Linked DNA regions of Homo sapiens: regions 2 and 3 are each linked to region 1. Evidence: chromatin contacts called from ENCODE Hi-C or POLR2A ChIA-PET data. All regions are on one chromosome and are shown on one strand. The core of a region is the stretch at or near the end of the contact, and the rest is flanking DNA. Distances in the headings are between cores, read along the strand shown.

Region 1 (4,398 bases), core at 1,672-4,171:
TAAGGAGCTCAAAATAATCCTTCCACCTTTTGACTTTGAGAAACCACTTTTTAAGTGAGGACTTTTGGTGCTGTTATATTAGAAGAATGCCTACTAAACAATTCCACTAGACTCTCAGGCATGGTATACTTGAACATGACTAAAATTTTTGGTTAGGGGTATTTTACTTTGGTCCAAAGAAGAGAGAAAACACTGATCCTACAGACAATTGAGTTATTTGCCGTGTAAAACTTCTTATTTAATGCTACTCTGGATTGAAAGGGTGAGGATTAAAACTTCAAATAGTGGGTGGTGATTTGGAAGGAAAATAATATTTTAAAAAGAGGAAATTCTGTGCACCAAGGTTAATTCCATACTTAGTCCTGCAGCATCGGCTAAAAATTGTGTAATTTTTCCCCTTCACACAATGTTGTTTTTGTTTCTTCCTCACCAGTTCAGACAAACATCTGTTATACTGCAGAAGGACAACTATCTCCCAAACCACGGACTGCGCCTGCAGCCAAAATCAACAACGCGAGCCCCAAGCATCGAGCACAGTCAGCCTTTATATCCAGCCGGGATAACATTTCACATGTTTTGATTAAAATTAGCTAATTTGTAATTCTAGAACCTATGAAACTTAAAAGCTGCCATCCATATAGATCACATTAGGCAGCGTTTTAAAGGGCCAGAGCTCCTTGTGATTTCCTAGTGGCTTTCACCTCTCTCCCCCTTCCCCACCCCCAACCTAAAATGAAATGCAAAAGTAAACTGGAAATGCAGGACAGGAGGTAAGGGTAAGTGAGGAAGAATGGTTATTATGGACTGTTTGAATTTTGTTCCCATCAAAAAACAACAACTTCTACCGGTCTTAAAAAAAATAAAATAAAACTGTCCATCATTGGAATCAACAGTGGTTTCCACCATAAGAAACAGCATTGATTTCCAAGGCAAATCTCCCTTAACTCTCCGTTGGACTCATGCTGCACCTCATGCTTCCAGGTACTAAGTTCCTTATCCAGTAATAAAACCCCTAATTCTGATATTTAGGTTGCTTCTGACATTTCTGAGAAGTAAAGCTAAGCATATGCACCTAGGTACGCATACATATATGATATATATCCATGCGTCCCCTGCTAAGCGTGAGCTATGATAGAAAATGCTTGTTCTAATGAAGAAAGCGTCAAAGCGCAATAAATTTGACTTACTTGCACACCATTTTCATCCAGTTTGTTTTTTAAATACAAACTGAACCAAAACTGGCCAAGTAGTAGTATTAAGCCACCTGGTAGTATTAAGGATTTCATGCAGAAGATGGGGAACACCAAGAAGACCGCAAAATGCAAACCTGCTACTTTTTGATGGCTCGCAGAAAAATAAATAAATTGTTTTATATCAATAGAGACTCGTGAAATCAACACAGAATAAAACCCTCGCCCAGGCAAAAGCCGCAACTTCATGGAAAATAAGGAGGTGGGGGGCAACGAGGGGGTCCAGAGCTGAGCGGTGCTCTTGTGCAATTGCTCTAACGCGAACAGCTGGAGCGCCAGGCTGCTGCGCTCTCCACCTCTGGTGCACCGCTGGCCTGGCGGGGAGCCCAGCCTCGCCGAGAGGACTCCGGGCCGGCCTTAGCGAACAATGGACAGGCGCCCTGCAAAGGCCGCCCCTCAGACAGCTGTCCTCCAGCGGGGCTGGCCGGGGTCTGCTTGGCTGGGAAGTGAGGCAGGCAGAGGCGAGCGGGAGGCGGAGGCTGCCAGTGGTGAGGTGCGGGCGGGGGCGGGCGAGGAGAGCGGTCAGGACCGTGCCCAGACCCGCGCCTCTCGGGCCGCAGCTCGCCGGGCACTGACGGGCTCTTCACGCCGTCGCAGCTGGTTGGTTGGGGGGAAGCGGGATTGAGGAGCAGGAGGGTGAGCTGGGGGAGAGGGGTGGAATAGAGCTCTCTCCGGGGTGCCCCGGCCAGGAGGCTCCTAACTTTGGAGGGACCCTGAGGATGATTCTCAAAAAGGGGGGAGAAACTGCACCGTCCACTGGGAAAGCCTCTTCCCCTGCCCAACGCCGCTCGAGTCCCCGGTGCCCTCGCCCTGAAACGCGTCCGTGCCAACCTGGGATTCGTAAGGTTAAATAGTATGTGGTCCCCCCTCATCAAATCTGAGGTTGGCAACAATTTCGGGGATGCAGCCCTCGAGTTGGCCTCTGCTTTACACCTGGAGGAGGAGCGGAGCCGTTCTGGGCATCCTACAGAAACTGACAAGCGCGCCCCGGTACCCCCCAGATCCATACCACGGCCCACGGGGAGCGGGCGCAAGAAAGAGCTCAGTCTCCCTGGCCCCCGAGATCAAAAAATACCTTCATCTCCTCATTGATCTCCCTTTTCACTGGGTGAGCCGGCTTCCTGCTCCGTTTATTTTCGGGAGGTCTCCCTTCTTTCTCCATTTCTGCCATGTTTTTGTGTCTGGTTTCTGTGGAGATGAAATGGCTGCTGCCGCCGCCGGCGGTGGTGGTGGCGGCGGCGGCGGCGGTGGAGGTGGTGCTGATGGTGGCGAGGCTGGCGGAGGTAGCGGTGCTGGCGGGGCCGGACCGAGCCGCGAGGGGGAGGGCAGGCGCCGAGAAGCGGGGTCTCTTCTAGCGGCGGAGGACGTCAGTGGCTGTCACGGGTAAGGATAGTGCGGAGAGTCTCGGGGATGCCGCCGCCGTCGCTCCGGCTCCTGCTGCCGCCGCCGCCGCCGCCGCAGCCAACGCCGCCGCTGCTGCCGCTGCCCCTGCCGCCCTCGCTGCCGCTGCCGCTCCCGCCGCCGCCGCCGCCGGGCCGCATCCTCGGGGCCCCGTGGAGTCGTCAGCCATCTTCCGTCGCTCGGTCCGTCCGCATGGGCGCGGGGAGCAAGGGCCGGCGCGGAGAGCGGCCCCGGGCGTGCGTGCGCGGCTGTGTGTGAGCCCGGGAGAGCGCGCCAGCCCCGGCGCCCAGCGCCTCCCGCGAGCCGAGCCGGGGGCGGGCCGGGGGCCGGCGCGGGAGGAGGGGAGGGAGCGCGGCCGGGAGGGGGTCGGAGGGAGGGGAAAGGTGGGGGGGGCGAGGACAGCCCCCCGGCTCTCGAGCGGGCGTGGCTTCCACCGTCACTGGATACGCGGATGCTGCGCGGCTCCGGGGGCTGCTCGCAGCCGCCTGTTCATCCGCGGCGGGCACGGGCGGCTCGCGGCGCCCCCCGCGGCCGCCACCTCCCCGCCACACGCCAGGGGCGCCGGCGCCCGCTCGGAACCCAGCCCTGCTTCTCAGCTCCGCGAGGTGGGCTGGGTTGCGTGTGGAGTTGGTTTTTGAGCCCGTCCTAGGAGCCGCTGAGGAAAAATGAATGGGGGTGAAAGGAGAAGGTTGGGCGGCGGGAGGTCGCGAGACCTGAGGTCGCCTGGCTAGAGGGCCGCCGTCCCCCGGGGAGGGTTGACTGAGCCTGCCGCCTCGGGGGTGCAACGCTGGGGTCTCGGGGAAAGGAAACCACAGCCCGGACGAGCTTCCCCCCACTGAGCTGCCAGAATAGTTTCCCCCTCCGGGGGCCACCGCAGAGTGCGCGGAGGCTGGAGACCCCTTGGAGAGGTCCCCGCGCCCCGCCCGGCCGGTCCTCCACGCGGCGCTGCCTCGGACTGCAATGGCAATGAAGCTTTTGCCTCTCAAAGAACTACTTAGAAGTAGGACATCTCGGCCTTCAGCCCCTTCATTTCTTTTTCCCCTTGTTCCTTCTCTCTTTATCTCTCTCTCACTTATGCCCTGCTTCAAAGTAACAGCTTTACGCGTGACCCCGCCTGCACCCTTATCTGGGTGTCCTGGGTTTCGCCCAAAAGGTTGGGCTGAGTGGGAGCTTCTGGGAGCGCACGGTCCCGCGTAGGGTCCCGCTCACCCGGACCCCGAACGCCCTCGCCACGCCCCGGTGGGATCCTCCCCTCCCCGCCTGGTTGCACTTTCTCCTCCCGACTTCCCAGCTAGCGCCTGCCCTCCATGGAGCGGTGCTCGCTCCCTCTGCGCTCACAAGTCCCCTCTTTGGCCCTCTCCTGCCACGCCTGGGGCCGAGGTCTGATTGAGTCTGTCCCTGTCCCTGGGTTGAGGCATTGGGGGTGACGACTGGATGATGTTTCTGTGATACGCGCGGCTCTGAGCGCTCCCACACGTTGCAGAGGACACATTGACGTTCCCGGCTTCTCCTTCCCGCGCCTCGACACTTCATAATTACCTGACACAATGCGATATGGGGGTGTCCATTGTTCCACTGCATGTTACTGTGGAGTGTTCGTTATGACAGTGGTGGAACTTAAAATTACACAATTTTTTTAAGTTCCTAAAAGAATGAATTCCGTGTGGGGATATGAGTAAGCTTTCCATTAAATCTCAGTTTGGCCTGTCAAACGAGGCTCATTCTGGGTATTACATCGCCTAATTTG
Region 2 (4,553 bases), core at 1,271-3,770, 160 kb after region 1:
TTGTTTAGTGCTTTTAGGTTACTAAGCATTTTTATGACAGCTATTCCATTTGGTTCTTATAATAATGCCATAGTAAGAGTTGTTAAGCTTATTTTACTCAAGAAAACAGATTCAAAAATTTTGAGGCTTTTTCTGGTGACACAACTGGTAATGGGGAGAGTTGAAGCTCTAACTGTAGTTCTCATGTTCCCTCCAAACCTCATTGTTGGTTTTTTTTTTCTTGATTACATTCTACCTTTCTAATCTATTTCAAAATATATATGTATTTCAGTTATAGATCAGACTAGCATTAAATTAGTATGTTAAAAAAAGTCATCTTGTAAGCATATCTTTAAAAACTTTTAAATGGAAAACTCTTTGGCACATCTTTAGTACATCTACATCCTTTCCCAAAACCTGCTTGAGTTAGAGCTCAAAAGTTTACCTTACAGGCCAGGTGTGATGGCTGATGCCCATAATCCCAGCACTTTGGGAGGCTGAGGCAGATGGATAATGTGAGTCCAGGAGTTCAAGACCAGCCTGGGCAACATGGAGAAACCCAGTCGCTACAAAAAATATAAAAAATTAGCCAGACATGGTGGCATGTGCCTGTAGTCCCAGCTATTCAGGAGGCTGAGGTGGAAGGATCGCTTGAGCCTTGGAGTCAGAGGTTGCAGTGAGCTAAGATTGCGCCATTGCATTCCAACCTGGGCAACAGAATGAGACCCTGTCTCAAAAAAAAAAAAAAAAGTTTACCTTATAAATTTTGTAGAAAACTCTTGGCTAAGTTTAGTTGAGATAACTAGAGAAAATATATAAAAATTTAGAGTGAGTACTAACTACCTGTTAGTCCCTGGAAAGCAAATGGACCTCACATTGCCTTGTATCCCATATATCTCTGTTTTCGGTTAGGAATTCCATTGATTTTCAGTCTGCTGACTTTGACCCTTTCTTATTAGTCATCTGCTTGTATATTTGGATAACCACACATACAGATAATGAGCACCTACTATTTTTTTTATCTCTAATCCTAAAATAATCCTTGCAAAATACTACTTGATACATAGTAAATATTCAATAAATATTTGTTACATAAGTAAGTTATTCCTATTTTACAGAAGAGATTGCTAATACTCAGGTTGACTTATCTGAAATATTTTAGCTAGAAAGTGATAGAGTTGGGATTGAAATCCCATTTTTATCTCAAAGTGTATACTCTTTCTACTCAGCAGGAGCTATTAATCTGTATGCACATGGTGCACTGTGATGTAACCTTGTGTTTCTAATTCTTGTCTAGCCTCTAGGAAACAATTTCATTGCTTTTGGTCCTTCACATAACATGTTGGCAGATGGTCATTATAATCCAAGCAATTTGACTAAAAGAACTTTGGAAAAGAGTAGGGGTACGTTGTGAACATGAAACCTTTCCAAATAACATAAATGGGCTTTATACTCAAGTGTATAGAATCCACAGTTACATTTAGGGAATAATCCTGGCATGTAAACCCAGGCTATTTTCTATAATCAAACTTCATCTAGTAGGTCATTGGGGGTGTTTGGGTGTTTTACACACTTGTTAATGTGAAAAAGTAATTTGGTATAGTGCTATGAGAAACCATTAATTTGTTTCTCTACCCCTGAAGTCATTTGTTTAGCTCTTGCTTCCTTAATTGTTCAAGTGTAACTTTTGCTGGAGTCTTGTATCTATAATGCTACAGTGAATTATTTAACATTTGAGGGAAGTACTAATTTGGGAGCTTTTTAATTCACCTCCAAACTACTGGGATTTACCTTGTTGGTATTTTTTCTCTCATAAAACTTGACTTTGATATCAGATAACGGGACCTGAGTAAATTACCTGAAGGACCAAATGGGAGTTAGGTGATCTCTTTTGTTTGGCCTAAGGATATAATTGGTGCTGTGGATGTCTAGTGAACTAATCATATAACAGCCAGGAGAGGCAGAATTTAGGCTAAAATGTAATAACTACATTTTGAAAATCGGGCAAGAAAGCCACATTTATAAAAATGTACTGTAAACATTCGCCATAGCCTTTTGCCAACAAGACTGTGAACTTTAGGTTTATTCCACTAACCTTGACTTTTAAAAAATTGGTTGCAAAGCCAGTCAAGTATTACTAAATTTACAGTTATCCCTAGCTACAATCAAGAAAATGTTTACAACTTCCCATTCTATTAGTAATAGCATAGTTTTATTTTGTGTACAAAAGATAGTTTATTACAATATATAATGCATATTAAAAACTATAGATTTTTCTCATGATATGATTATTAAGTTTACAGAAATTCACGTGAATATTTTGGCTGATGGTTCCACTTTCTCGGTTGTTTTATCAAGAACTGACTCAATCTTCTCTTCTAACTAGTAGTTAAAAGCAGACCACAGACTGAACATATTTGCACTCTACTTTCATTTCCTGAAGTTTCCCAGCACCTTAACTGGTAGAAGAGACTGAAGCAAGTATGCCAAACGCACTTTCTTTTCTTCTTGAGTACCCGGCTAGACTACATTTCTCAGCTTCCCATGCAGGTGGCTGGCCATGTGACTGAGATCTAGCCAATAGAGTAGGAGTAGAAGTGATATTTACTATTTCCTGGCCATAAAAATGTTGCATCTGTAATACTCCTTAAGCAGATGATCTGGGAAGTGACCCATTCAAGATGAAAGTTGCCTGTGTCCCTGAATCACTCTTGAAGGAAAGTCACCTGCCCATCAGGAACATCCATACAGACTAGATGTATGAGAAGAAAAATCTATTTGTTAAGCCACTTAAATTTTAGGGTTTATCTGTTGACAGCAGCAAATGTTACCTTTTTCCTTTTTTTTTTTTTTTTTGAGACAGAGTCTCGCTCTATCACCTAGGCTGGAGTGAAGTGATGCAGTCTCGGCTCACTGAAGCCACTGCCTCCCAGTTTCAAGCAATTCTCCTGCCTGAGCTACCCAAGTAGCTGGGATTACAGGCGCCCGCCACTGCACCCTGCTTCTATACCTCACAAAGACGTGGGGTATAGAAGTACCTAGCAGGGCCCAGAACAGTACCAACATTGTAATTAATAGGCACTCAGTACATAACTGTTACATGATTGTATGAATTTATGGAAAAGAGACTAGCTTCATTATGTATGCAGGTATTATGGATTGAATTTTACCCTCCCAAAATTCATGTGTTGAAGTCCTAACCCCTAGTACCTCACAATGTGACCTTATTAGGAGAAAGGATCTTTACAGAGCTAATCAAGTCAAAATGAGGTCATTAGAATAGGCCCTAACTCAATATAACTGGCATCCTTATAAAAAGGGGAAATTTGGACATAGATATGCATATACAGGGAGAATGCCCTGTGAACTGAAGGCAGCCATCTACAGGCCAGCCTCACAGCCCTAGAAACTCATATATGAGAAGCAGGGAATGAAGATGAGGTGGAAAGGAAAGGTTGAAGTCACACTGTGAAGGGCCTGAGGAATTAGGGCGATATCCTGGATAAATTGTGGGGAGTTCAAGAGGCAGCAGAGTGGACTTGGAATCTGGAAGCTGACTGCACCACCTGCTAGCCGCACCTCAGTATGTACTTCACAGAATGGTTTTCAGAATTAAACGAGTGAGTAGAATACTGCATGGCATAGTAAGCATTCTGTAAGTGTTTGCTCTTATTCTTAGCTATTATCAAAAAGGTGTTTAAGCAAAAGGGGTCATGTTACTGTATCTGTGCTATGGAACATAATTAGCTGACGCTTAGAAGGTGACCCTGAGAGGTGAGGTCCAAGATAGAGAGTCAGCCAGGGAATTAGTGAAGTCGTCTAGGCAAAAGCTGAGAGGGAAAGCAGAGACATGGAGAGGGGTTGGAGCTGTTGCCCATAGCAAGCAGTTAAAAATTGGCTGAGCCAGACCTGAACCCACTGGGTCCTTTGATTTCATGCCTTTTTCTTGTTAGCATTTACCAATTTTTCTTCCAGAGCTTAAGTTGTAACTAGGTGTTCAGTGGGACAAAAGGTTCTGGGATCAAATAAGTGTGGGCATGCCAGGTTAAACAGAGTTAGAGAGATTCCTTCATTTGAGAATTCTTAGGAGTTAGGTACGGATTTATGTATCATGACTCTGAGATATTGTTTCCCAGTCATTTGACTACAGAACCCATTGGTCCCTGTCAGTAGTAGTACACCTTGTGGAAAGCGGCAAAAGTTTGGTAAATGTTTCTCTGTATCAGCATGCCTAACTTTGAATCCTAATGAGAACTCTGTGAGGCAGAAATAACAGTTTCAGGCTGGGCACGGTGGCTCACACCTGTAAACCCAGCACTTTGGGAGGCTGAGGTGGGTGGATCATTTGAGGTCAGGAGTTCGAGACCAGCCTGGCCAACGTGGTGAAACCCCATCTCTACTAAAATAAAAAAGAAAAGAAAAGAAAACAGTTTCACCAATGAGAAAACTGAGACTCAGGTGAAGTAACTTTCCGAGGTCCCACATTAAGTAGTCAAGTAGAGGAAGAAATATGTATATTGGTTATAAATTGTCTGGGTTCAAATCCTTGTTTCATCACTTACTAGCTGTGTGAC
Region 3 (4,081 bases), core at 312-2,811, 250 kb after region 1:
ATTATTGTTGGTTTTAAGGTTCTTAATTTATCTACTCTTACCATTTGTCCACTATAATAAGCTCAGTTCATTAATAATTGTGTGACCATGTTTTAAGTATTTTTTATGTCAGGGAAACCTGACAGCTACGACAGTTAATACTTAGATAGCCCTTTACAGTTTGCTTATACTTTCTTTGTACACAATCACCTATGAAAAGGGTGACATTTGTTGGTATTCCCATTTATAGAGGAAAAGCCTGAAATTCAAACATAACAAATGGCAGGAAAGCATAGTGTCTGAAAATTATTTGTTAATATATTAACATGTTTCACAGTTCATAATGAACCCAGGTTTTTCTTGACTCTCAGTCCCATGCTTTTTCTAATATTTTTAATGTGTTTCTTCCTGAAAAAGAGAAAAGAAGAAGCAACAAAGTCTTTGAAGGGCTGTTGATTGTACTTGAACCACCACTTAGCAAGCACCAATTGCTGACTTTATTTAAATACAGAGATTCAGAGGAATGCTAACCTTCATTAGCTACATTTTATTAAAGAGACTTTATAGCACTGCTTCATTCATCTGTCCTCTTTCCCTGCCACCTCCTCATAGCCCTTTTTTAAGCAGTTAAATTTCTGAAAATAGCCAAACCATTTAAAGGGCCATTCTTTTTTAATAATGGAAACAGAATGGTGTGGTGGCTCAAGCCTATAATCCCAGCACTTTAGGAGGCCGAGGTAGGAGGATCTCTTGGGGCCAGGAGTTCAAGACCAGCCTGGACAACATGGGAAGACCCCATCTTTACAAAAAATAAAATAACTGGGCATGGTAGCCCATGCCTGCTCAGGATGCTGAGGCGAGGCAGGAGGATCACTGGAACCCAGGAGTTTGACGTTACAATAAGCTGTGATCACACCACTGTACTCCAGCCTGGGTGACAGCAAGACCTTGTCTCTTAAAAAATAATAATTTTTGGCCAGGCGTGGTGGCTCACGCCTGTAATCCTAGCACTTTGGGAGGCCAAGGCAGGCGGATCACGAGGTCGGGAGATCGAGACCATCTCATCTCTACTAAAAATATAAAAAAATTAGGCGGGCACAGTGGCGGGCGCCTGTGGTCCCAGCTACTCAGGAGGCTGAGGCAGGAGAATGGCGTGAACCCAGGAGGCGGAGCTTGCAGTGAGCCAAGATCGCGCCACTGCACTCCAGCCTGGGCGACAGAGCAAGACTCCGTCTCAAAATAATAATAATAATAATAATTTTTTCAAAAAGAATGGAAACAAAAATGCATAGTTGAACTGTAGTAGTGGGAGTGCTTCTTGATGCCTCCATTTGTGCCTCAGGTCCAATTTAGGTTAACCACATTTCCCTTCCTAACCAGAAAAATTCTGGCTTTTTTTCCTGAGTGTGCTTACCATTGCAATGGCTCTTCAGAATTTGTTTTTTCTAACAGCGCAAGAAGTACTTCAGATGCCAGAGAGAGCACTGCCCCCACATGGAGTGCTTTCAAGGTTTTCATGTTCTGGCAGGACTGGGAAGCAGCCACAAGTGGAGGTCATGTGGGAAGAGAGGCTCCTCTGTGGATCTCTGTTGCACAACCTCCGTAGCCTTGGGCCAATTTAGTACACAAAAGAATTTTTTTGTGATTTAAAAGAAGCTGCAAACCATTTCATCTTTCTAGGGGTAAGAGGATACAATAGCAGTCTGTTTTCTATATGGCAGCTTAATGCAGTGGTGAAGATCCTGGGTAGTAGGAAAATAGCTTTCTGTTAAATAGCATATATGTGACTAAGGTAGATGCATAGCAAAAAATGCAAGGGAATTGGAACTGGATACATTAGAAGTCACCTTCTCCAAAAGAAGTTTGTAGAGCAGCCGGGTGCGGTGGCTTACGCCTGTAATCCCAGCACTTCGGGAGGTTGAGGCGGGCAGATCACGAGGTCAGGAGATCGAGGCCGTCCTGGCTAACACGGTGAAACCCTGTCTCTACTAAAAATACAAAAAATTAGCTGGGCGTGGTGGTGGGCGCCTGTAGTCCCAGCTACTCGGGAGGCTGAGGCAGAAGAATGGTGTGAACCCGGGAGGCAGAGCTTGCAGTGAGCCGATATCTCGCCACTGCACTCCAGCCTGGGGACAGAGCGAGGCTCCGTCTCAAAAAAAAAAAAAAAAAAAAAGAAGAAGAAGAGGTTTGTAGAGCAATTACCTAATTCTCCTTAAAGCTGTGAAAATGTACATGACTTATATTACTAATACTTTTTTTTTTTTTTTTTTTTACCGAGTCTCGCTCTGTTGCCCAGGCTAGAGTGCAGTGGCGCGATCTCAGCTCACTGTAACCTCTGCCTACCCGGTTCAAACGATTCCTGTGCCTCAGCCTTGCAAGTAGTTGGGACTACAGGCACACACCACCACGTCTCACTAATTTTTGTATTTTCAGTAGAGACGAGGTTTTGCCATGTTGGCCAGGCTGGTCTTGAACTCCTGGCCTCAAGCGACCCATCCTCCTCAGCCTCCCAAAGTGCTATTACTTACTCATACTTACTGTACTAAGTAAGTTGAATTACAGCTATATAAACATACAAAATAGCTTAGGAAATTCATCCTTTGTTCTATCCATTGAAATATATTTTCATTTTTGCATTGGCTAGTTTGTGAACCATTTGCTCATTATAATAAAAATTAGCCATTCTGCTTTCTTTAGTGTTTATAAGAAAATATCTCCCCTCTCTGCTTTTTAAATGTTAGCTCATTGAAGAAAGAAGCATTTGAAATAGAAAAATTGCTTTTTTTTTTTTAAATTTTTATTTTTTACAGGTAGGGTCTCAGCCAGGTGCGGTGGCTCACGCCTGTAATCCCAGCACTTTGGGAGGTGGAGGCAGGCTGATCACCTGAGGTCAGGAGTTTGAGACCAGGCTGGCCAACATGGCGAAACTCCATCTGTACTAAAAATACAAAAAAAGCTGGGCTTGGTGGTGCGCGCCTGTAATCCCAGCTACTCGGGAGGCCGAGGCAGGAGGATCGCTTGAACCTGGGAGGTGGAGTTTGCAGTGAGCTGAGATTGAGCCACTGCACTCCAGCCTGGACAGAGTGAGACTGCAGTTTCAAAAAAAAAAAAAAAAAAAAGGTAGGGTCTCACTCTATCATCCAGACTGGAGGGCAGTGGTGTCATCCTAGCTCACTGAAACCTTGAACTCCTGGGCTCAAGCAGTCCTTGCCTTCCGAATAGCTGGGACCACAGTAGCCTACCACCACACCTGTCTAATTTTTTAAAACTTTTGTAGAGACAAGGTCTCACCATACTGCCCAAATTAGTCTTGAACTCCTGGCTTCAAGCTACCCTCCCTCCTCAGCCTCCCAAAGTGTTGGGATTACAGATATAAGCCACCATGCTCAGCTGGAAAATTGCATTTTAAATGGTCAAGAGTTCCCCAGTTAAGCTGTTTTATATATTACGCTCATGTTACTTACTGTACTCACTAAATATTTTACATTTTTACAAAATTGACTTTGGATTCACAGACCTGTATATCTAAATTCTAATTGTCTTATCATTTTAACTTATTTTCTGATTAGAAAAATAGGCCAGGCACGGTGGCTCACGCCTGTAATCCCAACACTTTGGGAGGCTGAGGTGGGCAGATCACTTGAGGTTAGGAGTTCGAGACCAGCCTGGCCAACATGGTGAAACCGTGTCTCTGCTAAAAATACAAAAATTAGCTGGGCATAGTGGCGCACACCTGTAATCCCAGCTACTTGGGAGGCTGAGGCAGGAGAATCGCTTGAACCTGGAAGGCGGAGGTTGCAGTGAGCCGAAATCATACCACTGCACTCCAGCCTGGGCAACAGAGCGAGACTCTGTCTCAAAAAAAAAAAAAAAAAAAAAAAAAGGTAGAGTACATGTTTATTAAATAATAATTGAAAACAGAAAAAGGTCAAGAGGAAAATAAAAATTATTTTATAAAACCATTCCCCAGAAATGAATCATGATTATGTTTTAGTATATTTCTTTCTAGATTTTATTCTGTATTTCTCCCAATTTTGAGTTGTTACTGTATATAACACTTTGCATATTGATTTACTTCCCAGCATAATCATTTTTGTCATTA

What was found. A loop is a pair of places that touch in the nucleus more often than their neighbours do. ChIA-PET counts read pairs that join two places held with the same protein, here RNA polymerase II (POLR2A). Pooled maps may share reads with other maps.
Region 2: a map of heart right ventricle shows a loop between it and region 1 (2.1-fold over the local background). The contact joins the enhancer-like site here to the promoter of SOBP in region 1. A Hi-C loop is called at or near these places in 2 of 168 maps with a recorded cell type or tissue (endothelial cell of umbilical vein and heart right ventricle) and 3 of 50 pooled maps. POLR2A ChIA-PET finds 5 or more read pairs at or near these places in 2 of 52 experiments (Panc1 and activated T-cell).
Region 3: a map of prostate gland shows a loop between it and region 1 (2.5-fold over the local background). The contact joins the enhancer-like site here to the promoter of SOBP in region 1. A Hi-C loop is called at or near these places in 1 of 168 maps with a recorded cell type or tissue (prostate gland) and 1 of 50 pooled maps. POLR2A ChIA-PET finds 5 or more read pairs at or near these places in 1 of 52 experiments (activated T-cell).

Annotation. Positions count from the first base shown.
Region 1 is chr6:107,488,640-107,493,037 of GRCh38, reverse strand. SOBP (sine oculis binding protein homolog) reads right to left here and starts at 2,921. Exons shown (of 7, transcript NM_018013.4): 1 at 2,326-2,921. The coding sequence starts at 2,421. RefSeq lists silencers at 2,542-2,601, 2,642-2,691.
Region 2 is chr6:107,328,283-107,332,835 of GRCh38, reverse strand. The region is part of intron 2 of PDSS2 (decaprenyl diphosphate synthase subunit 2); the gene reads left to right. Among named protein-coding and RNA genes, the nearest start is that of PDSS2, 130 kb to the left of the region's middle. Within about 2 kb of position 2,520, at least 3 of the 41 ENCODE cell types and tissues checked have a DNase peak (open chromatin) inside an H3K27ac peak, as active enhancers do.
Region 3 is chr6:107,239,416-107,243,496 of GRCh38, reverse strand. The region is part of intron 4 of PDSS2 (decaprenyl diphosphate synthase subunit 2); the gene reads left to right. Among named protein-coding and RNA genes, the nearest start is that of BEND3, 130 kb to the right of the region's middle. Within about 2 kb of position 1,561, at least 3 of the 41 ENCODE cell types and tissues checked have a DNase peak (open chromatin) inside an H3K27ac peak, as active enhancers do; they include prostate gland, where a contact is called at or near this core.